Regions from separate parts of the Mus musculus genome. Here all the other regions are linked to region 4. A link is a loop called in an ENCODE intact Hi-C map of the cell type or tissue named here. Cell type or tissue: heart. All regions are shown on one strand.

Region 1 (4,000 bases), 210 kb after region 4:
GCAGTAAGTGCTGGAGAGCATTCTCTTACTGGAAAGCCCTTGTCACTGAGCAGAGAAGGCTGGGGCAACCCACCTTAGTATATATAGCCTGCCCAAGGACAATCTCAGTGGTGGCCCTGTGCCTTGTTATAGGCCACGCCTACCATACCAGGCCATGAGATTAACACTGGCTCCCCCTACCCCCTCATCACAACCCCCACCCCAGCTCTGGGGCAGCCAAAACCTCTAGACTCTGCAGGAGGTAGAGGCCAAGGTATAGTCCCCATCCCAAGTTGTCATCATTGTACTGAGAGGAGCCTTGGGTGACATGAGTCTCACTGTCGTCCTCAGCTCCTCAGCTGTTCTAGCCCTAAGAACAGCCACAGCCCCTCCCCCTGCCAAGCCTCTGACACTAAAGAGAGTAGCATATAGCTTCTCACCCTAGCTCCTCACTGCCACCCTGGAGGGACCCTATGCCCATCCAGCACATAACACAGTGGCACTCTGCTATAAAATTGTTAGCCTGCACCCCCTGGAACTGTCACAACACAAATAGACCAAGTTATGCCCAAGCTTCCACAAACCTAGGGACTTCATGTTGTCAAAAGGAGTAAAGGTCACACTGAGCAGGGGCCAGAGCCAAGAAGCACCTGGAAATGGATTAGAAGGGTCCAAAGGCCCCACAAAAATTACACTTAAAGCTGTTTCTCCCCCCTACCTAGAAGCCACGTGACCTACAGTCCCACTGCTGAGACACCAAGAGAGAGATAGGGAGTTGAGTACCTGTAGAACCAGCTCTTCCCAGTTTGGTGAGGAACCACAGGAACCCCATGGGGAGTTATATCTTGACAAGACAATCTCTCAGGGGAAAAGTGGGGCTAGGGTGTGACACTCTTACTAGGAAGTGGTGTAGCTTATGTTGCTAGTGTTTAAAGAGTCATGAGGAATTGCTAGTTGATGGCGGTCCCCAGGCTGAGAGAAATAGGCTCCGTGGGTGATGGAAAAGGTTCTACATGAAACAGTATAGGAACTGCTCAGTTGAATGGGGTTGCAGCAGGTAGGCTCAGGGCTCCCTGGGGTTCACTTTTAGACTCTGGGTACCCAGTGGAACACAGGGACCCTTATGGTCCCTTTGAGTCAGAGTCATCTTAGTGGCCTACGCAGACCCAGTTTCTATGTCACAAACAAGGGACATAGTTGGTGGCTGATGAAAAAGAGACCCGGAGCACTTTGTGTCAGGCCTCAGAACATTAGCCAATGTCCTAAGAGTGGCTCAGGAAACTGCCAGAACAGGCCAAACTGCTCCTGCCTTCCAGCTCGCTGCTTCTCACCTATACACTTAGCCCAGGTGGCAGAGAGGCCTTATGGGGTACAGAGAAAAGTAGGGGTGCTACAGTGAGCTGGCTTTATTGCTGGGGACACATGGGCAGGTGGTGGCAGGCCTCCAGGAAAGAGTGAAGTAGTTGAAGAGGGATCCCCTGTGGGGAGGGCTCCACAGGCTTCCAGGCCACCCTGGTGACCCAGCTTTCTTGCCTCAGCCATCCACCCTCCTGCTCTCCAACCGCTATACTGACCTGACTTTAGGCCTGCCTGCCTGCCTGCCTTGCTGGCCGATAAAGTGCTTGGCCAGCTGCCCTTGTGTCTGGCCTGAGGTGCCAGGGCCTCTTAGCTCTGAAAGTTTGCCTTGAGCACCCACGTCCACAGCCAATCAGTCTGGACAGGCAGCGTTATCTGGCTCATCTCTGGCTCGTGCTGCCACCAGGGGACATTGGCCCAGGGAGAAAGCTAAGATTGTCTCTTACATGAGCCTTAGGCAAATATTTGACAAAGGCTCCTCAATCCCCAACCAGACTCTAAAGGGGAGCTTAGTGGCTCCAAGACAAGTCTCAGCAGGCCTGGAGTGCTGCTGACCACGGGTGGTTGGTTGATAGGGTATCTCTGATCCTTCTGGGTTTGTTTGATTGTTTTGTTTTGTGGTTTTGGATTTTTTGAGACCAAGTTTCTCTGTGTAGCTCTGGCTGTCCTGGAACAGACCCTGTAGACCAGGCTGGCCTTGATTTCAGAGATCCACTTGACTCTGCCTCCTGGGTGCAGGGATTAAAAGCATGCACCACCACTGGTCAGCTCTCTGATCCTTCTTAACTGTTTCCTGCTTACAGCCCCCTGCCCTCCTGCAGCCTGGCAGACTCACTTCTCCCCACTACATATTCAACAATCACATGTATGTTTGCAGAGGCTAGCAGAGGTACCCATGTTCACTTGGGCACAGAGGCTCTCAGACTCTCAGGCTATCCACAGACCAACATAAGGATCTGTCCTGCTTCTAATCCAGGCCTGCACCACCTCAAACACATAGTTTCTGCCTCCCTTGCTCATTCACCTCATGTGTCACCAGGCATGCCTAGAGGTGTCACACACCTTAGAAAGCATTTTCTCCCACAAGTCTCTCCCCTATTACTTAGGGTCACTTTCAGTGTGCCCTTTCAGGAAGGACTCAGACCCTGGACTCAGTCATGACCACCTATGACTGACAAGGTACTGCATCAGGATTCCTTGACCTTCCTCATCTAGGTCCTATTTTATTCTCAGTCTCTCTTAGAAGTAGCAGCGTAGACTTCAGCAACCCATTATCCAGGAAAGAGGAACAAGATTCAGTGTCCTGTTTTACAGAAGACAGCGACAAGGCTCAGAAACGCATCTTGGAGAAGGGAGGATCAGGGCTTATATCTCCATCTTACAGAAGAGAGTAAGACCTGGAGATATCATCAAGTGTAGTTCTTAGTAGAAGTTCAGAGTGATGTATGTACAAGACCAAGGATCTGCCTAAGTATTATCCCAAGCTTGGACTCAGTAGTCCCTGGATGTGTAGACCACAGAATATGTGGTGACCCTGGTGCCTAGAATGGCCCTGAGCATGGCAGGTCCTTCCTTCACGAGAGCTGGGCTGTCTTATGGAAAGTCTTTGTGGCATTGTGAGCCATCTACAACCTGTGTTGTTCCACCTCCCCCCTCAGAGAAGTCTAGGGCCCAGATGAACTGTGGGTATGCAGGACCATGTCTCCAGCCCATGAGGCCAACTCTTCTGAGGAGGCCTGGAACCAAAAGGGCCAGTAGGAGCTGGCTAGTCCTACCAGTGAACTGACAGAAGGGAAAGGCCCAGACAGGCTAAGCCTTTGGGGATCAAGCCTGCTACTATGTATGTTCTAAGCCATTCCTCCCTATCACTGCACCCCACCCCATCACTGTGTTGAGAATTGAGCATACACGATTCAGGAGAAAATGACACGTGTCTTTCTGGCCTGCAGCAAGCACGGAAGCCCTACGACGTGCGAGATGTCATCGAGCAGTACTCCCAGGGCCACCTGAACCTTATGGTGCGCATTAAAGAACTACAGAGAAGGTGGGCACAGAAAGGAGACCTCGCCCCAGCCTCACAGGGAAGGAAAAGGTTCTTAGTGACATCTCCCTCTAGGTTACCCATCCATCCATGGGTCTTTCTGCTACTGGGTGGAGCTAAGGATCCTGACCATTCAGAGCCAACATGGTCTTGAATCCTATTTCCATCAAAGTCCCCTGGGTCCAGCACAGGTATAGGTCTAGGAGGCTAGTTTCATGAGCTAGCTTGCAGACCTAGCTCTGTATATCATGGAGTGCAGCTGGGAGACTGTGACTGTCCCTTCCATACACAAGGTCAAAGGTTCAGGACCCCACTTATCCAGAGAGGAAGCCTAAGGAGCCCAGATTCTGCTCCTCATTTTTAAACTTCCTGCCTGGACCTCTCAGGAGCATGAGCACATAGGGTCTTGGGTGCCTCTTGGCTGGTCTTGGAGTAACAGTAGCAGATGCCCCTGGAGTGGGTGTCATGCTGTCCTCCTGGACACAATGGCCTATCTCTGTGGTGCCTCAGGCATTGTGTAAGCTCATGTTCCTCTCTTCTCTCCAGGCTGGATCAGTCCATTGGGAAGCCATCTTTGTTCATCCCCATCTCAGGTGGGTGTCCACACTGATACCTGGAGAGAGC
Region 2 (4,000 bases), 57 kb after region 4:
TATTTATTTAATTGGTTGGATTTCTTTTTCCCTCTATTTACTTTACCCCAACTGAAATAGCAATTTTCCAACTGAAATAGTGAAATTAAATCCTTCCTTTACAGCTCTGCTTTTTAAAAATGTAGGCAAATTCGTAGTGTTCAGGGCACTACTTATAGCTATGCTTCTTGAGACCACGACCCTTTCCCACTATTTATTATTATGTGACCCTGATCCATCTACTTTTTATGCCTCTATTACACATCAATGAAATCAAGCTTCCAACTGTGGGGCCAGCTCACTAAGTAAAGGTACTTTCTGCCAAGACTGATGACCTGAAACCAATTCCCTGCATCCATATGCTATGAGGAGAAAAATGGTTACTGGAAGTTGTTCTCTGGCATACACACACACATACACGCACACACACACACACACACACACACACACACACACACACACACTGTCCATACACATATGCATGTGTGCACACACATGTACACACAAAAAATAAAGTAAGTAAAATAAAATTTTAAAACAATGGTAAGAAAAGTCTATCTGTCTACGGCAAGAATTACTGCAGTGAACAAATATGAGGATGTCGGTTTCTACCCTGCATACAGTGAAAACGCTGGTGTCTGTCTCCTCAGATTTAACCCCAAGCTGCAACAATGCCAGCCTTAATCTCTCCTATCAGACAACTCTGTGCTCCATAACCTTCTATTTTATTCCTCATGCCACAAATCTTGGGGGGGGGAGGGGGGAGAGGGGTATTTTTTCTTAAAAATTATATCACTTACTTATGCTCTTAGATTTACAGCTGACTATATTGTATATATACAATCTTTTTCTGCATGTTTCTTCTCTGTTGCCTACATTGATTAACAATGATTTTATTCTCTAATGTTTTCCTGATGTCCATATAATACACAGTGAAATAAACCATACCTCTCATGAAGAGGCCTTATTGTTGTCTTTGAAACACATGGAAGGCACAGCATGCATGCTTTTCTGCCCCTTGCTTTTCTTACAATCATACTACTACAGCTTCCTCTGAGCTTCAGGAACAATTCTGTTCATCTCTCACTTCTATTTAAATCTTAGAGTCTCTCCTTCATTCTCCCTTGTATGCCTATACCGTGATATTCTTCGTTGCTTGAAATATATTTTGCTTTAGGTTTAAGCTAGTTTTCTAAAAGTTTTTCTTAAAATCACTTCCCAGTATAAAGGCTTTTATTTCTATGCAGTGAATTCACAAACTTCATTTGCCAGGGTTGTCAAAAACAAATGCTGAATTGAGAGGCTTCTCAAAAAGCAGGAGCCCACAAGACTCAGATTGGAGTGCCAGCAGGTTGCTTCTCTCTTAAAACCTCTCTCCTTAACTCCCAGATGGCCAATATATCCCTGTGTCTTCTGTCTATATAGCCACACTTTGGGACTCTTTCTGTATCCCAATTTCCCCTTCTTTATAGGCACACCAGTAAAATTGGACTCAATTTAACTGTCTGTTTAAAGGTCTGATCTCCTGTTAAAATTCTGAAATATTGGAAATGAGGGCCTCAACTTAGAAAATTGATGGGGACGGAGTTCAGCCCCTTACACAGGGATGGATGCATTGTTAAATTGCATGTATGTTGCCAGGTTGCTTTCCTCAAGTGCTGTCTGACCTCGCATTTCCACAGGCAGGGTTCCCCTTTCCTGACATCCCTGCCAGCCATTATTGGCAGAGAAATTTTCCATCTTGTTAGCCAAGTGGGGCAGGGATACTCTACTGCGGAACCATTGACATTTGGCAGGAGATAATTCTTTGTCAACGAAGAGTGCCCCATGTACTTTAGGATGTTTAGCAGAGCCCCTGGCTTCTGCCAGGATGCTAACACAGCATTCCTTCAGTTGTGACAACCAAAAATAAAATAAAGTAACCACAACTCTCTACATATTATCAAATCTACCCCCTCCCCGAGTTAGGGCAAAATTAGCCTGAGTCAAAAATCACTGGAATATTGTGCTATCTCATAGATGTTTCTTTAAAACATAACAAAACTGTTTTATTTGGAAGTAATAATGAACTACAGAAAAACTGCATGAACGATATATAAGACATCTTCATATCCTTCATTAAGATTTGAGGTACACTTATTACCATTCCAGCCTCACTTGCTTTTTCATTTCAATATTTTTATATGTGTATTTGTACACTGTGTTCCTTTGCAAAACTTGAAAGGGAATTGCACACTTTACAGCCCCTCACCCCTAGACATTTTGCTGTGTATTTCCTAACAATTTATTTCCTAACTGTACTACAGTTTAAGGAGGATGACAACATCACATTTCCTCCCTTTGAAAGTGATATAACAGACATCAACTTTGGCAATTAAACATCCATACAGTCACTGAAATAACCCAAAGCCTATATTCTACTCTTGTCAGTGAACACAACAAAGTCCTTTGGTGCAGCTGTCCCCAAGTGCAAGGCCCAGTCCATGTTCTATGTTGCCCTTGGTTGTGCATATTTAGTTACTGTGAACCTGGGTATTTCTAGTATCTCTTAGTCTTTTTTCTTTTTACATCAAAGTCACTTTTTGAGGGATTTCTTTGATATTTCTTTATAATTAGATACAGATTGTGGATTCCCATCTGGAATATTCCAGAAACAATATAATGTCCTTCTTAGGATACCATTTCCCATGATGTGTGTGTATGTGTGTGTGTATATATATATATATTCAATGATGGTGATGGTTTGATCACTCCATTAAGGCACTGTCTGTTTTTCCACTGTGTAGTCACTATTATTTACCTTGAGGCAGATGAACTTGCTGTGGGTATACTATAAGCATTTTAAAATACCTTGGTCTGTCCTGATTAAGATGCTTTCTGGAACTAGTCTTTATTATGGTAGCTGCAAAAATGATTTTCCATCTATAATACTCCATCCAAAAAGTGCTGAGAAAAAAAAGTCTACCTAGTATTTTGTTATCTGATTTCAGTCCTGATGTGCTTTATAAATGGTATTGAATATTTTTGTATGTGTTTATTGGTCAGTTACATGTCTTCTTTACTGGTATATGTATTTAGATCCTTTGCACAGTTGTATTTTTTCACAGATATGGGAAGGAGATGGCACACTCATACCACAATACATGCATGGAGAATGGAGGAAAACTTGTGGGAGTTTCTTTTCTCCCTCTACAATATGAGTCTTGGGGATCAAACTCAAGTCATTAAGCTCAGCAGAAAGCCCCTTTGCCCACTTTCTTACTGGTTTCCTTTTGCATACTTCTAAAATTCAAGCTTTTAATCTAATTTTAGAAATTCACATTCATTTGTAATAAATAATGCAAAGAGATCATCTATAGTTTGAAAAACTCATATATAGTTTTCCCAGTAGTAACAAAACTGTAGTGCAATTTAAGGAGGATGGAAACACTGGTTCAATGATACAGAATATTATTTGTTACCACAAAGATCCCTGTTTGTCCTTTTATAGCCACACCGTCTTCCCTCCTACCATCCCTTAATTCCCAGTAATCACTAATCTGTTCTTGATTCTATAGATCTGCTTTTTTGAGATTGCTATATAAATAGAATCAAACACATCTTTTGAAATTTGACCATTTTTAGAATTTACCATAATTCTCTAGATGTTCATCCAAGTTGTTTTATATATCAGTAGTTAATTCAGACTTGTTGCTGGGTAGAATTTCATGGTATGTATAAACCACATTTTTAACCACTCACTCATCCACAGACATCTAAGTTATTCCTAATTTGGAATTACTATAGATCATTTAATATTGACAGTATTTTTCATTTTACCAATTCTGGTAAACATGCAGTAAATTTTCTTTTTTGGTTTTTTGAGAGAGGGTTTCTTTGTGTAGGAGAGTGCTGGGATTAAAGGCATATGCTACCATGCCTGGCACAGTAATGTTTTATTGTGGTTTAAATTTGTATTTTGCCAATGGATAATAATAATGAATCATTTTTTCCACATTCTTCCATTCAGTGAACTGTTTAT
Region 3 (4,000 bases), 140 kb after region 4:
ATGTGATTCCCACTTGTTAAAAACCAGACTCTTTATACTTCAGTCCTGATCCCTACCTCAGACCATTATGCTCACACTCAAAACCAACTTTAATTCTTACTGTACTGCCCAGTCAGGTCCTGAATATAACTAGAAACCCTCAGTCTGGTCCCCAACAGAGACCTGAGCCTCTGGGATCTCAATTTAAAACCACAGAAAAGAATCAAATCCCAACTGAAAATCTGGAGGTAACTCCCAGTTCTGCTATTCCCCCAATTCAGACCTGATTCTGACTCTGCAGGTCTCAACGTGTGGGTCGTGACCCCTTTAGGCTTGAACAACCCTTTCATAGGGATCGCCTAAGACCATCGGAAAACACAGGTATTTACATAATGACTCATAACAGTAGCAACATTGCAGTTATGAGGTAGCAATGAAATTAATTTTATGGTTGGAGGTCACCACAACATGAGTAACTGTATTAAAGGGTCAAAGCACAAGGAAGGTTAAGAACCCACTGCAACCACTGCGGCCTCCACCCCAAGTTCCCAATCCCCCACACCTGAATTCCGAGTCGGCTCCAGACCCGAATCTCTACCCGATTCCAATCGTGACTCCACTCTAGACTCGGAACCACTGTAGACCCACACATACACACACCCAACTCGGATCCAAGAGCTAGATCACAACTCGGTTCAAAACTCCGAATAAGCAGCCTTCCCCAGCCTCAGTTCCACGATACCCTTCCCCCACCATGCGCGAACATTCCGAACGGAGCCCCTCACTCTCAGCATTAAAACAGCTACCACATAACAACACGTACTCCACTCACTACCTTGGTGCTGGCCACACCGGGCTACAAAGCTCAGGGGTCTCCAGACCCGATTCGGTTTCAGCTCCAGTGCGTTCTGACTCGGCCCGGGGTTTAGAATCCGAAGGCCTGAGCCGGTGTCCTAGGCCACTCACCTTGGGACTCGACCGACCTCGGGGCTCAAAGGGCCTCAAGACCACCCCTGCTTCTGTAAGCCTGGGCCACAAAGATGGGGACGTGGACGCAAAATACGAGAACTGAGCCACGGCCGTGAAACGAGGACCGGCCGTGAAACGAGGACCGAGCCGTAACTGCAAAACGAATACGGAGCCACTGCGGCAAAACGAAGATGGAGCCCAGCCGCGAAAGCGCGGCACGAATCACCTCTGCTTCTGGCCGTGAGTGCTTGCCGCGAGGAGGGGGAGGCTATGATGAGCGCGGCCACGCGGACTTGCGACTTGTGCCGTGCTGACTCAGAGAAGAAACCCGCGCTGAGAAAAAAACCATACCTAGGAGAACCATGCCGAGAAAAAGAAGCGCTGGGAACCAAGCTGAACAGAAAAGCTCTCCAAGTAGAATCACACAGAGGGAAAAGAAGCGTGTTGAAGAAAAACTGAGAGAACCCAGCAGGCTAAAAAAAAATGCTGAGAAGCCAAGTGGATCGCGCCAAGGCAGCCGACCGCGCTGGAGTGATCCGTGCTGAAACGATCCACACGGAAGTGACCCAATTGCTGAGGCAGATCGGACCATATCGCCGACCACCATGACGAAACAAGATAAGACCTCACCATGGAGGTCTAGGCTCAGGACAAACACTGAGGAGGATCGCGTTGAGCAAAGCACACTGAGGATGGCTAGTCGGGACTGAGGTGTAGTGCTCAAGTGATCCGAGCAGAGGCAGCTCCAAAAGAACTGTGGACAAATATGCTGAGGCTGGTGGCTGGCTGATATGACCTCACCGTGAAAAACCATGCAGAGGACGATCACACGGATGAAAACCACGCTGCTGAGACGAGCCACGCTGGGAAGGACCATGCAGAGAAAAGCACACTAAGGTGTACTAGACCGTAACCACGCCGAGGAGAAGCCCACCGAAGTAATCCAAAATGAGGCCGACCACACCGGGCCTGACTGGACCAAAATGCACCATCATAGACCACGCGGAGGGGCGCCGCAAGGAAAGCTGCGCAGACGTGCTGAGGCAACTGTTCCTCCTAGCGACAACGGCTAGGCCACCTACCAAGACCTTGGTGACGTGGCAGCCACGACACTGTTGATTGGACAGATGCTGAATAATGACTAGGGAGCTCTTCCTCATGATAGGCTGGATACAGATAGCTCTGTGCTGACTATTTTTATTGGCCAAGAGGAAACAGCCTGATGTCTCCAGCATTTGGATTGGGTGAGCTTGTACAGGATTGTACGACCTAGCCTGCTGGGTCCACCACCCCTTAAGGCCTACCTTCCTCATCCCTTCCTAGCTGAACCTGGGGTTCTTAACTCTGAATAAGTGTGAGACCAACCTCAATGCAGTACAGGGCAGATACCTGAGGCAGCCAATGTACCTAAACGGTTTCATGGCCAAAGATGAGTATGCCCCTGGCTCTGGCCTGACCTTGGGATGCAAAAAAGCAATCCACCCTCTCAGCTGTCCCATGGAATCCTACTGTGCAGGCCAGGGTGTGGTCATCTAAAGCACACAAGGAGGCCACCCTGCTTGTTTTTTTTTTTTTAATCACCAAGTAAGGAAAGTCTTGGGGCTATCTTACTTATGAAAAGGAGGGGGCCCTGGGTCTGCCCATGTTATAAAACTAGGTAATGATAGTCCTGAGGTTAGACCCCAGCCACTCGACCCATCCTCCAGATTCTCTTGGTTCCTGGCCCTGTCACTGGAGTGTTCAGGATCGTTTCCACTCTGTCCACTTACTTATCCATGCATTTATTTGACTAACACTGTCTACGCACCACCCTGTATCTAGCATTGACCTAAAGCCTGGAGAAACTTGACAAAATGCCAGATTTGGGGGACAATCCACTTGCCCAGGATTCATAAGCAAGCCTGGGGCGAGGGGGGGGAATGCAGATTTCTGTGCAAACTATAGTTTTAGCATGTGGAACTCTGGGTATATTCTCCAAACCACCCCTACCCAGAATTGACTTCAAACAGGATTTAGGGGAAGGGGAGGGAGAGCCAGTCCTGTGAACAGGCCAGGGTGTGGTCATCTAAAGCACGCAAGGAAGCCATACATCTTAACTGCTTTTGCTGAAAATATATGTCTACAAAAACAGCCAGGAAGCTCTCTTGCCAAAGATGACTGAGTATATGTGGGGGAAGGAGGGGAAGGCACGGTTTTTAGGTTTGGGTTTTTTTTCTTTTTCTTTTTCTTTTCTGTTCTTTTTCTCTTTTTTTCTCCTGTTGTTATTTAGCTGGAGAAAAGAGAAACTGGTGTCATCCTCTAGCAACAGACAGTTCCTTTTTACCCTCAGAAGCTACTCCTAGCTTGGTACCCCACCTCCTACCAGGCCACACATCTGCTTTGCCAATTCCTTTTGGGCCCGTCTGGAACATGCTGCATTTGATTCAAAGGGCCAGTCCTACCCTCCTACCTGATGGGTGGTTTTCTTTTCTGCCTATCCCAGAGCAGATGTGCAGTTAATGGGGTCCCTCAAGAACCTGTCACCATCTTTAAATTCATCATATTAGCTTTGAGCTTGCATCTTGGAAGTGAAGCCTGGGATCTTTTGCCACAAATGGCCCCTTCCACTTCCCCAGCATAAGTGACTAGGCACCTGCTTCCTGCCATTGCCAGCCTTCCAATTGACCTCTAAGAGGGGCATCAGGGCCACATGGTAAACGTGGTTATCTGCTCCCCTTGGCTGAGATCAGGGAACCCTCTCTGTCTTGTTTCCCATCTGTCTACTAGAGATGCTGCTGCTGAACCCCATGAAGCTGCTAAGCCAGGCACCAAGAGAATGTGAAGGGGCCATGGGGCTCTGATTTGAAACCCTGCTCTTCCTTACTCTAAGCACTGTCCCAGCTTAGCTCTGAGGCCTAAGCCTTTGTTTGCCTCCTCTGGCCTAGAAGGCCAGGCATTTTCCTTGGATCCTGTTCCTGCAGGCCTGTTTCTTGCAGGGAAGGTAAGGGGAGTGGAACCCCCAGTTCTTTAGAGACTATCCACATGTTTTACCAAAACACAACTCCCAGTAAGA
Region 4 (4,000 bases):
GTAATATCCATATTAGGCCTTGTGCTTGGTTTTGTGTATTCTTGTGCACTTGTGAATGAATGCATTGTATTGTGTATCTTCATGTGTAGCTATGTTCATGCCTACGTGTAGATGGTACTGTATGTTCATGTGTCAACACATGTTCACATGTGTGTGGGCCTGTGAATGCACCTACTCCATTTCTCATCTGGTAGCTCCAGACTTGGGGTGGTTACCCCAGTAATTTTTGGCTTAGGCTCCCTTTCCTGGTGGCTTCTGCTGCCTCCCTCAGGCCAGGCTCTTTCTGGGGCCTGCTTGCCATCTTGTGGCTACTTTTGGAATTGTGAACACAGATCCAACAACCCTAAAGCAAAGGCAGGCGTGGGTGGGACCCACCCCTCCTCCATTCCCTCAGTGTGAGCGGGTCCCCACTCCCAAGGCAGCCCCTCCCCAGTCTGTTCTGCTTCCCAGAAGTGGCTCTTTGTCCACCACTGTGAGGGCAGTGACCTCATTACCTCTTTTGTCCCCTTCTCGTTCCCTGGACCCTCCCTGCCCCACAACAGCTAAGAAGAGATTTTATAGGACAAAAACCTGAGTGTCCCAGACGCTCCCTGGGTGGTTTGGGATAATTTCCAATTTCTCCCTCATGGTCTTCAGAGTGTCACACATTTAAGCATACACCCCCCCCCATCTCCAAACCTCCCTTCCCTCCCCATCTCTCCCTCCCAACTGCCTCAGGACCTTTGCACAAACACTATATATATCCAGCAGGGTTGCTTTCCTACTATTAGGACTGACCTCCGGTCAACGCTGCACACTCCCTTCTGGAACTCCCCTCTGCTCTTTTCTGGGCAACCTGGATGTGATGATGGGCTTCTTTGAGTAGGCTCACATCTCTTTCACACTTTTCTACTATGCAGAGGGAGGCTCAACACCCCGGCTGCTCAGAGTGTATATATGGAGTAGGATACAGAACCCCCTTCTTTTTAAGTCTTGTTCCCAGGCATGCCCCCTAAGGATACAATGATACCCCTGAACCTCAGTGTCTCCAACTGTAAAGTATAGGGATGAAAGTATAGTTGGCTTTAGTCTTAACCTCCCCATTTGGCTTTGCCACATTATTTTAAAGCCTCTCTCTCCCTGCCGCCTCCTGTGTGTGTGTGTGCTCGAAATGCCCACAGAATCCAGAAGATAATGTGGCAGATCCCCTAGAGATGGAGTAACAGACGATTGTGAACAGCCCAACATGCGTACCCAACCAAACTTAGAACCTCTGCCAGCGTAGCAAGGGATCTTAACTGCTGAGCCATTGTCTGTCCCCAACTTTGCCATGTTCGTAAGCTGTATCCTCACATGCTAGCCTTTAGAGGCCATACCTTCCAGGATTTGAGCTGGCTGTGTCTAGTGGCTTACTTCAGAGTCATGACCATGGTGTTGGGGAAGCAGATGTGAGGCTGGCGTGTGTCCAGCCTGGACATATGGACCAGTGAAGAAGTGTATGGCTCAAAGGACCTTGTATATAGGGTGGTGATATTTTCCTAGAAGACATGATGATTGGTCAAAGGGTTAGGTAAGGAGGAGTTGTGTGCTGTTGCAGATGGCTCATGGCCTCCGAAAGGTGCATGTGTCCTAGGCCCACGCAGATATCATGGTTGTGGATTCCAGGCCTCTAGGGTGAGAATGGCTGTTGGAGCCTCAGGCTGGGGGACATAGTGTAGAATGCAGCTGCTACATGCTGTGGACGGGAGTTGGGTGAAAAACAAAGATGTTTATTTCAGCCTTTGAGCTAAGGACAGGGCAGCCTCTGACGAGCTGTGGAGACACCAGGTGGCGCTCTTGTAACACACATTCCAGCAGCCCTTGGGCCGAGCCCAGAGTGCCGAGCGCGGGAGCCCAAACCACAGCCCGCGGTGCCCCACGGGGGCCCAGGGCAAGGGAGCTCTGTGAGGGATTCTGGGAGCACATTGGGTAAATGGTGGAGAAGAAGTCACGCGAGGCTGTGTTCCCCAACCCCAGCGCCGGTACTCCTGCCTCAGCGCCTGGCTTTCGTGGTGCCAGAGCCCTGTTATCTCAGCCAGGGCCAAGGAAGCCAGGCGGCCTCCGAGGGATTAAGCATTCTGCTGAGCCAGGCATATTCTGTGGGTCTGAAAAGCTGTTCTTGGAGAAAACTGGGCCCTGCCAGGCCAGGGTCTGGCTAGAACTTTGATCAGGGGTGTTATAGGTGTGCTTGGCCTTGAAACTTGTTTGTGGCCCCAAGGAGGACACCCCCCCTCCCGCCGCCCAGCCCCCAATCCGGCCTCTGAATCTAGAGCAAGCTGTATGTACATCTGTAGACGTGGCGCACATGTGTGTGCACGCCGTGTACGTGCAAGTCTGCTGAATGTGCATGCACGCCGCCAAACCCACCCACCCCTCCTTGCAATAGGAGACCCTGGCCAGGCCCAGGTGCAGGGCTGTTTTTTGTCTCTCAAACCCCAGCTTGTTTTCAAATCCCACACAAAGACAGCTGCATTGAAAAAGTCCTAGCACACACTCCAGCTCCGTGAGCCCCACAGCCCGCATACCAGGGAACTGTCCCGCCATGCCTGCGGTTAAAACCCGTGAGCCGCGCGGCCGGAGGCCTGGGGGATGAGGTCATCTCTCCAGTTTCCTCCCTTACTGTGAGGCTCCCTGGCCCCGCAGGGGCGACCCACCTCCCTGCAGCTGGACCCTTCCTGGCCCGCCCTTGCTTTCTGTAACTCTCTTGGCAGGCCTCAGTTTCCCAGGGGCAAAATGAGATCCGGTGGGCTCTCTGAGCCCTTAAAACAGCCCTTGCTGGGTCCTACTTTCAAGTGGAACAGGGTCAGCTCCCCAGGTCCCAGACCCTCGTTCACACTCAGCAGGGCCTCACATGTTCTTGCATTCGTTTTCACACCCTTTCCTGCCAGTGGAGACTTTATTGGCGTTAAATTCAGCGCCTAGCTTCATGTCTTGGTGCTGTGTCTAGGTTTTGCTTTGGTTTAGTTTGTTTTCACGGTCTATCTGTTGTAGAGCTTGCTCTTAGCTCTCCATCTTCTGTTGCTTGGAGTCACAGCGGGTGTTCTGTTTTTTTGGCTGAGACACGCCTTGGGTTGTACCTAGTGTACCGTTGCTGCTTGCACTGTATTTGGCCATGTGTCCCACTGCCTGGTCTGTTGTTCTGTCTGAGATCTCTTATGGGGGCATTAATATCACACCTGTTAGCTGCACTCGTGAGAGTCAGTATGCTTACTCTATCCCTGTCCCTGAAGACTAGTTTGCAGCCGAGGGAAGAAGACTTCTGCAGGTTGAGTCACTGCTGCAGCAGCACAAGGTCAGGAGACCAGCAGGGAGCTTGAGTTTTCCACCACCAAGCCCAAGATCTGACTTCCTGTGGGGCCCCAGCCCCCTGCTTGGAGAGATCTAGTTCTCAGGGCTCTTTAGAGATGCTGTCCAGCTAACCGTGTACCCAGTAGTGTTGCCAGCTCTCTCCTGGGCTCCTGGGTCCTCTGAGGAAACATTGTGTCCCTCTCAGGACTAGAACTTACTTTCTTTCTTTCTTTTTTTTTTTTTTTTTTGTTTTTTGTTTTTTGTTTTTTGTTTTTCGAGACAGGGTTTCTCTGTATAGCCCCGGCTGTCCTGGAACTCACTTTGTAGACCAGGCTGGCCTCAAACTCAGAAATTCGCCTGCCTCTGCCTCCCAAGTGCTGGGATTAAAGGTGTGCTCCATCACTGCCCAGCTGGACCAGAACTTTCTACGTCCTCAGCACACAAGGTTCCTATTGCCCCAGCTGTCATTTTGCCACTTTAAAAGATATTCCCCACGAGATGCCCACCTTTTTTGATTGAGTTGTTTTCTCCTACATTCATTGAGGAAGAGAGTAGCTGTGAAGCTCCAACTGTGTTTCAGGCTGTGTGCTAATGGGACAAGGGCTTCAAGTTCCTACCCAGAACTCACACCTTGGGGTCCTGTAGACATGGAAGCCACATGCCATCTGCGTGTAGTCCCTGGAGGGCTGTTGGG
Region 5 (4,000 bases), 260 kb before region 4:
TTAGGTAGCTCCAGATAGGATCTGCAATCTCCAAGGGCAATGGGGAAATGGCTTTTCTGAGTTTCCCAGACCCCTAAAGCCCATTCTAGACACCCAGGAGACTAAAGCCTCAGCGATTCTTGTGGGTAGGCCTCTGCAAAGCACCCCGTTTCTCAGCTGGGCTTCTTCCTTCGGGAAGCTCCCCGTGACTGTGTGCCCTAGAGAGTCCCTAAACTGGAGTGGACATGCCAGATGAGCACAGCAGGCTGGGAGAAGTGATAAGCACCAACCTACCAGTCTCCTTTCTCCTCTGCAGACCCCTGTATAACTGTGTCTCCTGCCTTTGGGCTGCCACTCCCTCTATAATCTTTGCCCTCGTGGCAGCTCTTACCTGCCACTCTGCCTCTTTTTCTCTCTTATCTGTCCCCATCCCACTCCAGCCCGTGCTGCTGAGAATGAGAGACTCAGGCTCTGCTGAGGCACAGACAGCTGGCCTGGACCTGACCTTGACTTTGCCTTGACCCTATGCTGCTGGTCTCTCTCTTCTCGGACTTTCTGATGGGAGCAGGGCACTCCATACCCTCACCCCCCAGCCCTGGTCTCCTTTGCTGAGGGGCCAGGAGCAGGGTAATCTCAAGCATGAACTCTTGTTACAAGGGGGTGTTGCTGAGTGTACTAAATGGGCTCTCAAGTGAAGACAAGGCCTGGCTTGCACTGGTGAAGCTGGGCAGGGCTGACTCCTGATGGCTCCACCCACCTGAGCTTGTCCTTGGCATCACTGAAGCTCTCTGACACGAAGTACACCGGCTGGTAGGTTTGATCTTGGTAGGGCTGCACGGCTGCTGTGTCTGGGTCAAAGGCCCGGACCTCGGGCTCCTCTGACAGGGAGTGCTAGAAAGAGGCCACAGGTATCACACCCAAGCAGCGCTCAAGGCAAATGGGTGCCATGGGTGTGGGGCTCCCCCCTCCCGCAGGGTTCTGGGCTACTGTACAGTGGGGTCTGGCCAGAGGCATACACTCTCTAGAACAGCCTGAATCTCAGACCTGAGCCAAGGACCCTTCTGATGAGAGCAGGGCCCTCCACACCCTGATCCTCCAGCCCTGATCTCCTTTGCTGGGGGCTGGGAGCAGGGTAATCTCACCAGGAGCTCTCCATAGGAAGACAGCAGCCCTGCACCGTAAGCCTTCAGCTCCCCATTCTGTTTACACAGCCCAAACTCCACAGTGAACCAGTACACCTGCCAGATAATCATAAGGATCACCTAAAATGCCTGGTGCCGCGCATAGCCCCTCTGTGTGTAGCACCCACAACAGGTAAGGCTGTTCTTGGGGACAGAAAGAAAGGTCTGAACTTCCCCCCCCCCCCCCCCCCAGGGCTCTGAAAACGAACCGTGGAGAGTTTTTCAATTTCTTCATCTGAAGCCCCCAGAGATGCAAGTCCAATGTCCTGTGGGTAGAGAAAGAGGCTAAAGTATGAAAAGACGCTGCTCTGACATTGTGCTTGAGGCAAGGGCACTGGATGCTACTTCTCCAGGGGACCCTGCAACATACACTTCACCACACGCCAAGTCAGCCAAGAGCTCAGGGCCTGCAGTTCCCAGAATTACCAGCAGGTGGCATCAAACCCCACAAAAATCCCTTTCCCCTGGGACTTGTGTTACTAGTTAGTCCCTCCCTGTTACAGAAACAGTCTCTGCTTCGGTGTTTGGCTACCTACAAGTCCCATGAATCCATGAAGACACACTGTCTAGCTGGAGGAGTACCCCAACAAGTAAAACTTTTGAATCTCTGGCTCAACCAAATAACCTCTGGTTTCTGCGTTGAGGCCCTAAACATACCTGGGAGAACTGGGCAAATGTGCGGTCAGCCAACATGGGTACGTGTCCCAGCAGCTCGTGGCAGCAGTCTCTGTGTGAGGCCACGAGAAAAGGAAGATGGAATGGGAAGGCTCTCTGTCCTTCCCCGGAGACAAGGAAACTTTAGCACCTCCACACCTCTGCCATCATTGCACACGGATATTACTGGGCAACAAGTTCAGGGTCCTCTGCCCTAGGCAGCATACTCACGGCTCGGGTGAGTGCATAGGTGAGGAGGCATGACGGATGTACTGTGTGCACTGAAACACACGGAAGGCCAGACTGGCCAGAAAATCACGGGCAGACAGTAGACCGGCCACGGGTCGCAGCTGGAAGCCAGTCCGTTCTGTAAGGGACCTCGCATCAGAAATAGCACAGGGGATGCCCCTCCCTGCCCTACTTCCTCTGCATCTCACCCTTCAAGAAGTGAGACACATCCTCCAGCTGTGGAATGCTGTCCTCTCGGTAGCCACAGTACCGTTCCAGAAGCTGGAAAGCCTCCAGGTGTTCCCGGCAGGCATGGGTAGCATAGAGGCCCTTCAGCGTGGCGTATACCTCCTTCCTGTAGGCCACAGGGGCTTAGGGAATTACTAGCTGCTGGGGTTCTTCTCCCCATGACCACCCCATGGACGCTTTGCCTGCTTCCACCATCCTCCTGAACTGTGGGCCCCCATCAATACATAGGGCATTCCTGTGGTTTGAGGGAACCCAGAGGCTGGGAAAGGGCCGATAGCGACATCTCTGAATGACCTGATTATTTTGGGCCACTGGAAGCCCCTCTTCTAACTGGCTTTAGTCTCTTCTTCTATTGTACCAAAGTTTCCAGAGATGGCCCTCACAGACAGGGATTCTGGGAACCGTCTCCCTGGCTCTTCTCAAGCCCAGCCCTCCCTGCCCAACCCAACCATCAGCAGGGTCTTACCAGGTAGCAATTTCCTCCTTTGTGTATTCCACGTGGGGAATTGGCTCACCCCTGTGGAGGGGATCAGTGGTCAATAGGGCAACCCCCCTCCCGCCATCTCGGAGAGTAGGAAAGATGGGGTGAGAGGCTTCGTTTGAAGCTGTATCAGCTGTTCAGAGGCCTTTGGAGTATGGAGTGGACTGGTTTGGGTACACTGACCCAAACCAGCTGCTTAGCCTCTCTGCCCCAGTCTCCTTAGCTGTGACTAAGAATAATGCCAAGCACAGAGCAGAGACAGACAAGCTGACATGTAAAGCTGTGTGACAGCTAACCAGTCACCTCCTCCCTCCTCTCCTCCTCTCTCTACAGTCTGGGGACTCTGCCCCACAGGCAGGCTCCTTACTGCTTGTATTGGAAGGCAATCTCTGCAATCAGCTTCCGGCGCTGGCGATACGCCTGGTCAGAGAAGCCCTGATGGCCAAGGAACACACATCAGGAGGAAGTTGGGCATTCCCTGCTCCAAAGACCAGGGTCAGTCCCTACCTGTGCCCACCCCACAGGACTCAGCTCTGGGACACAAGCTCACCGGATGGTCCAGGTCCAGGTCAGGGTCAAACTTGGTGACCAGGTGGTGACACTTATCCAACTCTGACACTTTCCTTGGGAACCAGGGAACTTCACAAGCAAGAGAGGCAAAGGGGCCCAGGTAAGCATGGGTCCATAATAAGGTTTGGCCATGCTGGGTCCAGCCTCCCCCAGGGACCTCCTAGAGGGCAGAGTTTACTAGGATTCATGAAAAAAAAGTAGAAGGTAGAGCCAGCGTGGTGGTCCAACTCTGTGGACACTTCAGGGTCGTCCCCCCCGCCCAGCAGGATACTCTGCCTCCCACCCCCAGGCCAGGGACAGAAATCCATCCTCACCCTTGTCCTCTCTGGCACTGCGCACATCGTCAGACACCCGACGCACAGAACTGAGGAGGGCAGCCAGGTCGCCACTGGGCACCTCGAAGCGCACAAAGTACTCCAGGTGGGGGCTTCCTGCCAGTGGCCTCTGGGCAGGCCGGGTCTCTAAGTGGTGGATTTTGGCTTCAAATGTCTTCAGGAGCAAAAGCAGGAAGAGAGAGAAGGAGAGAGACAGATGGGGAAGGAGCAATGGAGAGAGGGTGGAGAAGATGAAGAGAGAGAGATGATGACAGGTAGGGAGAGATGGAGAGACATAATAGTGGGAATGAGGGAGACGGAGGACCCTGGTAGGCACTGTCAGT
Region 6 (4,000 bases), 600 kb after region 4:
GTGGTCCTGAACAGTCCCTGGGTTTGTCTGGAGACAGGGCCAAAAAGATGTGGCCGCCACACACTCCTAAAGCAGCAGGGTCTGGAGAAACAGACACTGGTGTGACAAGGACAAACGATGGGACAGCCAGGATGGCTGTCCTTAAAAGGACAGCTCCTGACTCAGCCAAGATGTGACTCTCACCAGATGGAGGTGAAAGATGGGACCAGAGCCGCAGGTCACCCTGGCACTGGGTGGCCTGCAGGTTTCTGGCTGGCAGGCTCAGATGTCCTTGTCCCTGCTCCAGTTTCACCCTAGGGAATGTAAGGAGAAGGAGGTGGGCCAGGGTGACCTGTCTTGTCTGACTCATGCAATGGGGACTGTATAAGTTTGCGGTGGATGAGGTCTGGGGATGGAGCTCTGGCTGAAAAGAAGCAACAATCACAATATTGGGAGGTTGGGATTGTCAAGCCCTCCCTACCCCCCATCTAGGTAAGACCTGCTTCTCCCTAGAAGTCACCAACCCAACTACACCCCCATAGTCACCCCTGCTCCTGGCTTCTCTTGCTCATAGATCCTCTACCCCAGCCATGACTGCAGCCTCATGTAGAAGGGGGCCTTGCATTGGTTCTCATCAGCCCGAGGCTCCCAGAGGCAGCAGGTGGGTTTTCTGCTATCTTCTCACTGGAGTGGCCGCTGGCCTCGCTTTCCACACTGCTGTGACCCTTTCCTCCTTGGCTGGAAGCACTGGAGTTCTTGATGCTTTTCTCAGCCCTATTGCTATTCTTGTCCACACCTCTGCCTGCCTGCCCGGGCCAGGAGCTGGCCAGAGACAAAGGATGTCGAGGAACTGGGAGCCCAGATCCCCAAGGGACAGTACATAGGGCCCAGCCTCCCAGGTACCAGCAGGTGTCTGGATGAGGCCCAGCCTGGGGTTAGAGGCTCAGACCCGGGACTCATGTCTGCAGAGCACAGTAGGTCCCACTTCTCAGAGAGAGCAGTGCCTGAGGCAGAGCATAGCACACGAGTTCTAGCCGGCTCCTTCATGCAGCCCTTGTTTGTGAGACAGCTTCTTGTGGGGGAGATTGGCCCTACTGAGGCCTGAAGCTCCTGTGGACACTGTGCCTGGGGTCCACATGCCATGTTAAAAGTACCAAAACTCTAAGTCCTCAGCTGGCTGTGATGATGAATGACCATAGCCCCAGAAACTAGGAGGCAGAAACAAGAGGATTCAGAGTTCGAAGTCAGCCTAGGCTATACACAGAAATTTCGAGAGTAGCCTAAGCTACACGAGACCGCATCACCACCACCACCACCGCCACCCGGAAAAAGACAACAAAAATAACAACAAAACAAACAAACAAACAAACAAAAATCTGCACTTCCAATTTATCCATATGCATTGTCACATCAAAATTAATGGTATTCCAGTGATCTGACCTGGCCAACACACAAATTATCTCACTACACACCCAGCAAGCAGCAGATACCTGCAAGCATTCGGTTCTCGAGACCACAGTGGTGGCCGCTGTGATTATTGTTATTTACAGATGGGGAAAGCAGAGCAGAGAGGGTTACAACTGTTCACTCCAGATGAGAAGCATCAAGACTGGCATCCTAGCCTAGGTCCTGAGAACATGATCCAACCCCCACACCCTGCCAGGAGTCTGCTGCCACCTAGTGGACTCTGCCTTGCTCTCTGCCACTTACCCTATATTTGGGATTGGGGCAGGAGGGTTAGAATAGCATCTATAGTAAACTTGAGACCACCCGTGTCTTAGTTTTTATTTCCCTGGGCTGACCCAGCTCCATCCCAGCTACTGATCTCAGGGCAAGCTCAACTCATAAAATGGAGAGCTTCAGTCTGCGGGCTTTCCCTATGGCTTCCTTGGGTCCTTGGCAGGTCTCCAGGTGTCAGGCTAGCACTGGACCTGCCATCTTTGTCACCTGAGAATATGCCCTGCTACCTGGGGCACCCCAAGGCTCACTAGAGGGGCAAAGAGGCAGGTAGAGAGGGGTAGGGACAGACAAGGAGGGGCAAGGCAGCTGTCATGTGGGCTCCCACTTCCCTGCACTGGCCCTGCTTGGACCTCTGTTCCCTGGCTTATGTGTCCTCATAGGGATAGGTGGAACAGCAAGTAGTGGAGGTGAGGACCCTTTGCTGTCCAGTCTAAGGGAAGGATATAGTAAGGATGGCCTAGTGATTCAGATCTGGGAATAGACTCTGCCCCAGGGCTGGAGAAGGTCACAGAGTTGAGAAACAGTAACGACTCTATCAGATAGACTGGGGCTACCCCAGAGGGAAATGTAGGGGAAAAGGGGCACTGAGGCAATGAGGGCCATAGCACCCCAAATCCTGCTAACACCTTTAGAGCAGTGGACAACTAGGACTCACAAGACCCCGTGGCCTCAACTTTGAACTCCTGACTGCACCTAACTCACCTAGACCCATCAGTTTATCATCAGAATGAGTGGCAGCTCTGGATTCCAGACCACATCATGGGATTTGGCCTGCAGTTTCAGTGACTTGGTGCTGCCAGCTCCCCTAGGCTCCCCTTGGTGCTGCCAGCTCCCCTTGGCGCTCAAGCCTTTACAGGGAGCTCACTGGCCTCCTGCCTGCTCAGGTCCTATGCAGCTGTTTCTCTCAGATGGGTAGACTGAGGCTCAGAACGGCTCTGTGGTGCCCAAAGTCACAGAGTCAAGGTTGCCTGTTGTCTCCAGCATCAGGTTTCCCATCTCAGGTGCTCAACTACCATGTATGTCTAAAAACAGGCCTGGGTGGGAGTGGGGGGCTACTCTGGCATGATGCTCCAAAGACTCTAGGACACAGTGATCTCTAGTGAGCAGGACCCCTGGCTGGCACAGGGAAATGATGTGGGGGTGGAAAGCCCAGTGAGTCTGAAGAGCCTCTAGGAGCCAGAGCTCCCTGGTGGACGGGCAAGCAGTTTGTGTGGCTGCTCTTGCAAGGTGTGTTACATAAAGGCTGGCACAGATTGAGCAGCAGCCAGCCGTCACCCTTGTCCCTCCTGGGCTTCGGCCATGGAAAATGACAACCCTGACTTTCCTAGCACACGGGGAGCATGAGGCCCTGGTGGCTCCACCCCTGCCTCAGTCCTCATTAACCAGTACCATCACCCCGCAGTCCCGAGCCCTGAGCCTAGAACTGCAGGGAAGCCTTGTTTCTTTGCAGTGGCAGTGGGAGGCAAGAGCCACTGTCACCTGTTCCTTCCTTGGTAGCTCTTGTGTGACCCTGGCCTCCCTACACTGACCAGCACTGAAGGCTGTGGGCCAACCTTGCTCTAGAAACAATGTGCTCTTAGAAACATCTAGAGCCAGGGCAGAGCCCCTCCTCTCTCAGGAGTCATCTCTAAAACTGATACTGCCTCTCCCCACACAATGTGGGCACTGAGATATCAGGCCAACGAACGGGGCAGGGGAGGGGCAGTGTGCCCCTTCCTATCAGGCACAAGGCTGATTTCCCTCTAAGGCAGTGATTCTCACCCTTCCTGAAGCTGCAATGCAACCCTTTAACAAAGTTCCTCATGTTTCAGCGACCCTCCCAACTATAACATTTAGTTGCTACTTAATAACCAATTTTGCTACTGCTATGAATATCTGATATGTAACTTCTAAAAGGGTCATGACCCATAGGCTTCTCTAGGGAACCTGCACCAGCCAGTGTCCTAGGAGCCCAGCGCCCTAGATAGCCTCAACCAGGGAAAGTCAGCCTGCTGACTCCCAGGTGACCCCAGGTCCCTGTCTGTACCTAGCATGGATCTAGCCAAGTTCTTGGCCAGTTCCTGTCGTAGGGAGATATGTCTAAAGAGCACCTCAGTATTGTCCCAAATCTGGAATTTAGAAACAGCCCCTTTCTTCTTAGAGTGAGCTAAGCTGGAAGTCTCCCTCTGGGAGGAGACATAGGGTGTGAGGTCTGCAGACACACTTCAGAACCAGCCTGTTGGGCTTCCCTGCTCAGGAAGTGTATGCCGCCCCCTCAACCCTCTGGCAGTAGTGATGGTCG
Region 7 (4,000 bases), 320 kb after region 4:
ACTCTATCTTAGCTTCCAGAGTGCTAAAATTGGAGTCAACAACACGCCCAGTTCCCAGCAGGCCGATGCTGAGTCTTAGCTGCTCCTGGATGTCAACCTTAGTGCCCAGGGCACTGAAGAGGACATGGAGGGTTTTGAGCTTGTGCCCGATTGTCTCAAGCCAATGTTCTTCCCTGCATGTTAAAGCAGGGCACGGAGGAGGAGCACCTGCTTTGGAGTAAGCATGCCTAGAAGGGGAGCCCTGCGGTGGGGGGGGGGGGGGTCCAAGCAGGTGGGCAGGGAGAGAAGGAGCCCCAGGAAAGGCCCAGCAAGACTGGAGACAGAAGGGATTTCAAGGTGTTACTCTGTGCCACACTGATAAGACTAAAGGGATCTGCAGGCAGCTGGACAAAGGATAGACCCACTCAGAGGTGCCATATATGACTGTGACAAGCAGAATCCAGGGTAGAACCCATGACTAGGCTATGATAGGCTGCCCTGGTTTGAAATGTTTGTTCCAGAACCAGGGGGAAAAGGAAGACTTCTGTCCTCGGCGATCATTCCCTAGATTGAAGAGTTGTATCTGAGGACCTAGACCAGGGGCAGCAGGGGTCTCAGAAACCCACCCAGCTAACCAAGTGTGATGTACACCTTTAATCCCAGTGCTTCAGAGGCATCAAGCAGGTCTCTGTGAGTTCAAGGCCAGCCTGGTCTACACAGTGAGTTCCAGGCCAGCCAGAACCTCACAGTGGGACCCAGTTTCAAAAGAGAGAGGAAGAGGGTGGAAAGGGAATGAAACCCTGGAAACTACTCTTCATACCAATAATCTCAGCACTCAGGAGGCAGAGACAGGAGGATTGCCTTGACTAGGCTACAGAGTGAGTCCCTGACTCAAAATAAAATAAAATACCAGGGCTGGAGAGATGGCTCAGTGGTTAAGAGCACACACTGCTCTTGCAGAGGTCCTGAGTTTGGTTCCCACATCATGCAGCTCATACCTGTCTAGAACCCAACAGCCAATGACCCTGGCCTCTAGAGGCACTCTCACACATACATGCACACACAAACATACACACACTCACACACACGCACCCCTGACTTAAAATAATAAAATAGATATTTTTTAAATACAAACAAAAAATAAACCCTGTCCCTCTTCACTGGGGTGCAAGGGCAGATCTCTGCCCTCTTGACTCTCCCAAAGATTAAATGAAATTATTGCCACATGGAGACCAAAGCTTGGGAACACTTGGGACGGAGAGGGTGAGAATCCAGATGCAGCGATCAGCATCCAAAAGGGGATTCAGCACTGAGTACCAGAGCTCCCCGACACTGCTCTCTGGTCTGATTAGGAGCCCAACTGAGATACCACAGTGGTCTGTGTCGCTTCCAGAGATAAGAGACAGGAGGGCCCTCCATCCCAGTAAAGCCAAGTGTCACCAAGACAATTATGAGCTTTGCCAGCTCCTACCCTGATGTCTGGTCATCTGGTCTGGCTTGGAAAAATGGGACCAGGCTCTGCAGACTGCACTATCACTCTGCTGCTCAGTAGACACTTTTATAGACTTCTGGGGAAGCCAGAGTCAGTCTCCATTATCAGTGTCAGCCGGACCATATAAACTCCCCAGGATTAGGCCTACAGTGGGGCTTAGTGGGTGATGGGAACCCATACGCCTAGTCTGGATCCCATGCTTTGATTCCTCAAGTCAGTCCCCAGGCTGTTTCCTGGCGCCAACGCCAATCCTTGCAGCCTGAGAAGCTGCAGCTTCCTGAGAGCAGGAGACAGAGAGCTGTAGACCTGGGCGCCGCCTGCTGGCCAAGGTCTGAAGCTTCACCCTCTTTGGCAGAGAAGGAACCTGGAACAAGCCTGAGCTGTTACAACGACCCCGATTCCTGCCCCCTTCTCTGTGCCCACTCCCAACCAAAACCCTGTTATTCCCAAAGACACAGAGGTGATTCCAGACTTCTCAAATGAATTGTGCATCTTAGCATCCTGGAAAACATTACTTCCATTGGAAATGGGGACTGTGGCAGCCTGACAGATTTCAGAAGGGAACGATAACTAGCAACTGAGCTAGAGATGGTTCCTGTGATATTTTGACTACAAGAATGAATTTGCTTTCTGTCCTTGTCTTCAGAGCCTGCCTGAGGCTAGGTTCAAAAATAATGGGCTAATTCTATTGACAGAGGAGACCTCAAGATGGCCTAATATTGATGCTATTGTTTATTAGTAATTACTGTCATGCAGATCTAAATGAAAAAATAACAAGCGGACAGAAAGAAATGTGAAAGGTGGTTTGGAAAGGGAAGGACACTGGCCAGATTGACACTACAGGCAAGGTGGGTGCTGAAAGAAGGGCTGAGGTTCTCAAAGACTGCAGATGAACACCATCAGGAGAGGCCTCATATACACTGGAATAAAGCTAAGCTTCCAATCTGAAAAAGAGAAGCATAAGGCATTTTCTGTTCCCGGAAAACAAGTGTAAGCAAAGCTGCTGCCAACACATTGCACAGGATCAGGGACCTACCACAGGCTGGTAGCCGAGCTTTGAGGTACTGGCCATGTGGCTCTGGCTTTAAAGTCACAGAAAAGGAGGAATCATGAAATCTTTCTCCACGGTTTCAGTGAGCCACCAACCCCAGGCAATGTATGACAGGAAAGGCCCTGCCTGGCAGCACTGAGAAGCCAAGAGGCCCCGAAAGGCCAGAGCCGTAGTATATCTGTCAGGGAGAGCTGCATGCAGGAAGTGGAACCAACCCAAGAGAAAAAAGTAGATTGCAAGAAGCAAAGTCTAGAGAAGTGGACATGACACACTGGAGTCCTAGGTTTTAGAGTTGGCTTTGGTGGGTTTCAATCTTACTTGATCCAAGACTCACACGATTTCCTCACTGTGTCCCCATACAGCCCTTTGGAATGGTAATATATATTCTGTGTTATTGTATGTTGGAAGTATGTCATTTGCTTTTTTTTTTTTTCATTTTGCAAGGCGTTACAGTTAAGACATTGCCTTGAGTCTCAGAAGACACTTTGGACTCCTGAACACTGTTGAGACTGAGAGACTGTGGGGGCCTTTGAAGCTGGACTGGATGAAGTTTGCATTAGGATATGGCCACAAAGCCTGTGGAGGTCAAAGAGTGGTGATTTAAATGAGATGTACGCCTATAGGCTTGGGCATTCGAGTAGTTGGTTCCCATTTGGTAATACTGTTTCAGGAAAGCTTAGGAGACGTGGCCTTCCTGGAGAAGTGTGTCACAGGGGGAGAGCTGGAGAGAACTCACATAATTTCAGGTTCATGCTCTCGGCTTCCTACTCACAGTTCAGACCATGCACTCTCAGCTTCCAGCCCCAGCTCCCATGCCTCAGCTCTGCGGCGGACAGTTATCCCCCTGGAAACATAAACCCAAATAGCCTCTTTTTTTCCCCTAAGTTGTCTTGTTCATGGTGTTTTATCATGGCAATAGAGAAGTAACTAATATACACTAATATACAGGACCTCTAGAAGAGCAGTCAGTGCTCTTAACCACTGAGCCATCTCTCCAGTCCTAAAACTGTGCATCTTTTATTAGCTTGTTTAAAGTGTCTGTGTGTTGCTGGGCAGTGATGGCACAGGCCTTTAATCCCAGCACTTGGGAGGCAGAGGCAGGCAGATTTCTGAGTTCGAGGCCAGCCTGGTCTACAGAGTGAATTCCAAGACAGCCAGGGCTACACAGAGAAACCCTGTCTCAAAAAACCAAAATAATGATAATAATAAATTTAAAAAAAAAAAAAGATGCATAGTGCTGGGAAAACAATTCAATCAGGAGAGTGATTTTCCAGTAGCAGTTTGATATTTAAGTGCTGTGGAGGTGGGTGGAGACTGACAATCCCTGTGGTCCCAGTGAGACTGGACAGCTGCTGAGGAATCAATAATACCTGCTATTGACCTCAGACCTTTACAGGCACCAACATACATGGATATACACACACAAAGGGCATAGACCCATTGCTCAATGCATTTTGATTCCAGGACATCAGAGAAAC

What was found. A loop is a pair of places that touch in the nucleus more often than their neighbours do. Peaks named below come from ENCODE experiments on the same cell type or tissue, not always from the same donor. Only the 100,000 strongest peaks of a DNase experiment are listed, where the experiment ranks them.
Region 1: a loop joins it to region 4, with 2.2 times the contacts of the local background. A loop is called at or near these places in 2 of 42 quality-filtered maps.
Region 2: it touches region 4 in a loop (2.1-fold over the local background); 2 of 42 quality-filtered maps call a loop at or near these places.
Region 3: it touches region 4 in a loop (2.2-fold over the local background); 4 of 42 quality-filtered maps call a loop at or near these places.
Region 5: a loop joins it to region 4, with 3 times the contacts of the local background. A loop is called at or near these places in 3 of 42 quality-filtered maps.
Region 6: it touches region 4 in a loop (2.1-fold over the local background); 12 of 42 quality-filtered maps call a loop at or near these places.
Region 7: it touches region 4 in a loop (5-fold over the local background); 41 of 42 quality-filtered maps call a loop at or near these places.

What each region holds. Positions count from the first base shown.
Region 1 is chr7:143,359,308-143,363,307 of GRCm38, forward strand. Kcnq1 (potassium voltage-gated channel, subfamily Q, member 1) reads left to right here. Exons shown (of 16, transcript NM_008434.2): 13 at 3,285-3,379; 14 at 3,923-3,969. Among named protein-coding and RNA genes, the nearest start is that of 4933417O13Rik, 31 kb to the left of the region's middle. In heart, no CTCF peak of the experiment used is centred here; a DNase peak (open chromatin) is centred at 1,601; H3K27ac peaks cover 2,366 bases.
Region 2 is chr7:143,209,278-143,213,277 of GRCm38, forward strand. The region is part of intron 10 of Kcnq1 (potassium voltage-gated channel, subfamily Q, member 1); the gene reads left to right. Kcnq1ot1 (KCNQ1 overlapping transcript 1) reads right to left here. Exons shown (of 1, transcript NR_001461.5): 1 at 3,834-4,000. Among named protein-coding and RNA genes, the nearest start is that of Gm28821, 71 kb to the left of the region's middle. In heart, no CTCF peak of the experiment used is centred here; a DNase peak (open chromatin) is centred at 1,714.
Region 3 is chr7:143,294,544-143,298,543 of GRCm38, forward strand. All of the region lies in intron 11 of Kcnq1 (potassium voltage-gated channel, subfamily Q, member 1), which reads left to right. It overlaps Kcnq1ot1 (KCNQ1 overlapping transcript 1), which reads right to left and starts at 2,004. Exons shown (of 1, transcript NR_001461.5): 1 at 1-2,004. In heart, a CTCF peak has its summit at 1,991; DNase peaks (open chromatin) are centred at 1,035 and 2,148; H3K4me3 peaks cover 2,377 bases; H3K27ac peaks cover 2,492 bases.
Region 4 is chr7:143,152,196-143,156,195 of GRCm38, forward strand. The region is part of intron 2 of Kcnq1 (potassium voltage-gated channel, subfamily Q, member 1); the gene reads left to right. Among named protein-coding and RNA genes, the nearest start is that of Gm28821, 14 kb to the left of the region's middle. In heart, CTCF peaks have their summits at 296 (motif pointing left), 1,811 (motif pointing right) and 2,010; DNase peaks (open chromatin) are centred at 1,896 and 2,546; H3K4me3 peaks cover 1,352 bases; H3K27ac peaks cover 2,479 bases.
Region 5 is chr7:142,893,272-142,897,271 of GRCm38, forward strand. Th (tyrosine hydroxylase) reads right to left here. Exons shown (of 13, transcript NM_009377.2): 3 at 3,657-3,831; 4 at 3,323-3,411; 5 at 3,140-3,207; 6 at 2,758-2,808; 7 at 2,252-2,397; 8 at 2,046-2,181; 9 at 1,818-1,887; 10 at 1,370-1,426; 11 at 1,122-1,217; 12 at 737-870. Among named protein-coding and RNA genes, the nearest start is that of Th, 4.7 kb to the right of the region's middle. In heart, a CTCF peak has its summit at 1,580 (motif pointing right); DNase peaks (open chromatin) are centred at 1,590 and 2,370; H3K27ac peaks cover 202 bases; H3K27me3 peaks cover 2,242 bases.
Region 6 is chr7:143,752,544-143,756,543 of GRCm38, forward strand. It overlaps a transcript of Osbpl5 not described here. Among named protein-coding and RNA genes, the nearest start is that of Mrgprg, 12 kb to the right of the region's middle. In heart, a CTCF peak has its summit at 1,665 (motif pointing left); DNase peaks (open chromatin) are centred at 1,648, 1,966 and 2,944; H3K4me3 peaks cover 78 bases; H3K27ac peaks cover 592 bases; H3K27me3 peaks cover 2,244 bases.
Region 7 is chr7:143,468,377-143,472,376 of GRCm38, forward strand. No RefSeq gene overlaps it. Among named protein-coding and RNA genes, the nearest start is that of Slc22a18, 3.4 kb to the right of the region's middle. In heart, a CTCF peak has its summit at 1,788 (motif pointing left); a DNase peak (open chromatin) is centred at 1,735; H3K4me3 peaks cover 278 bases; H3K27ac peaks cover 1,045 bases; H3K27me3 peaks cover 78 bases.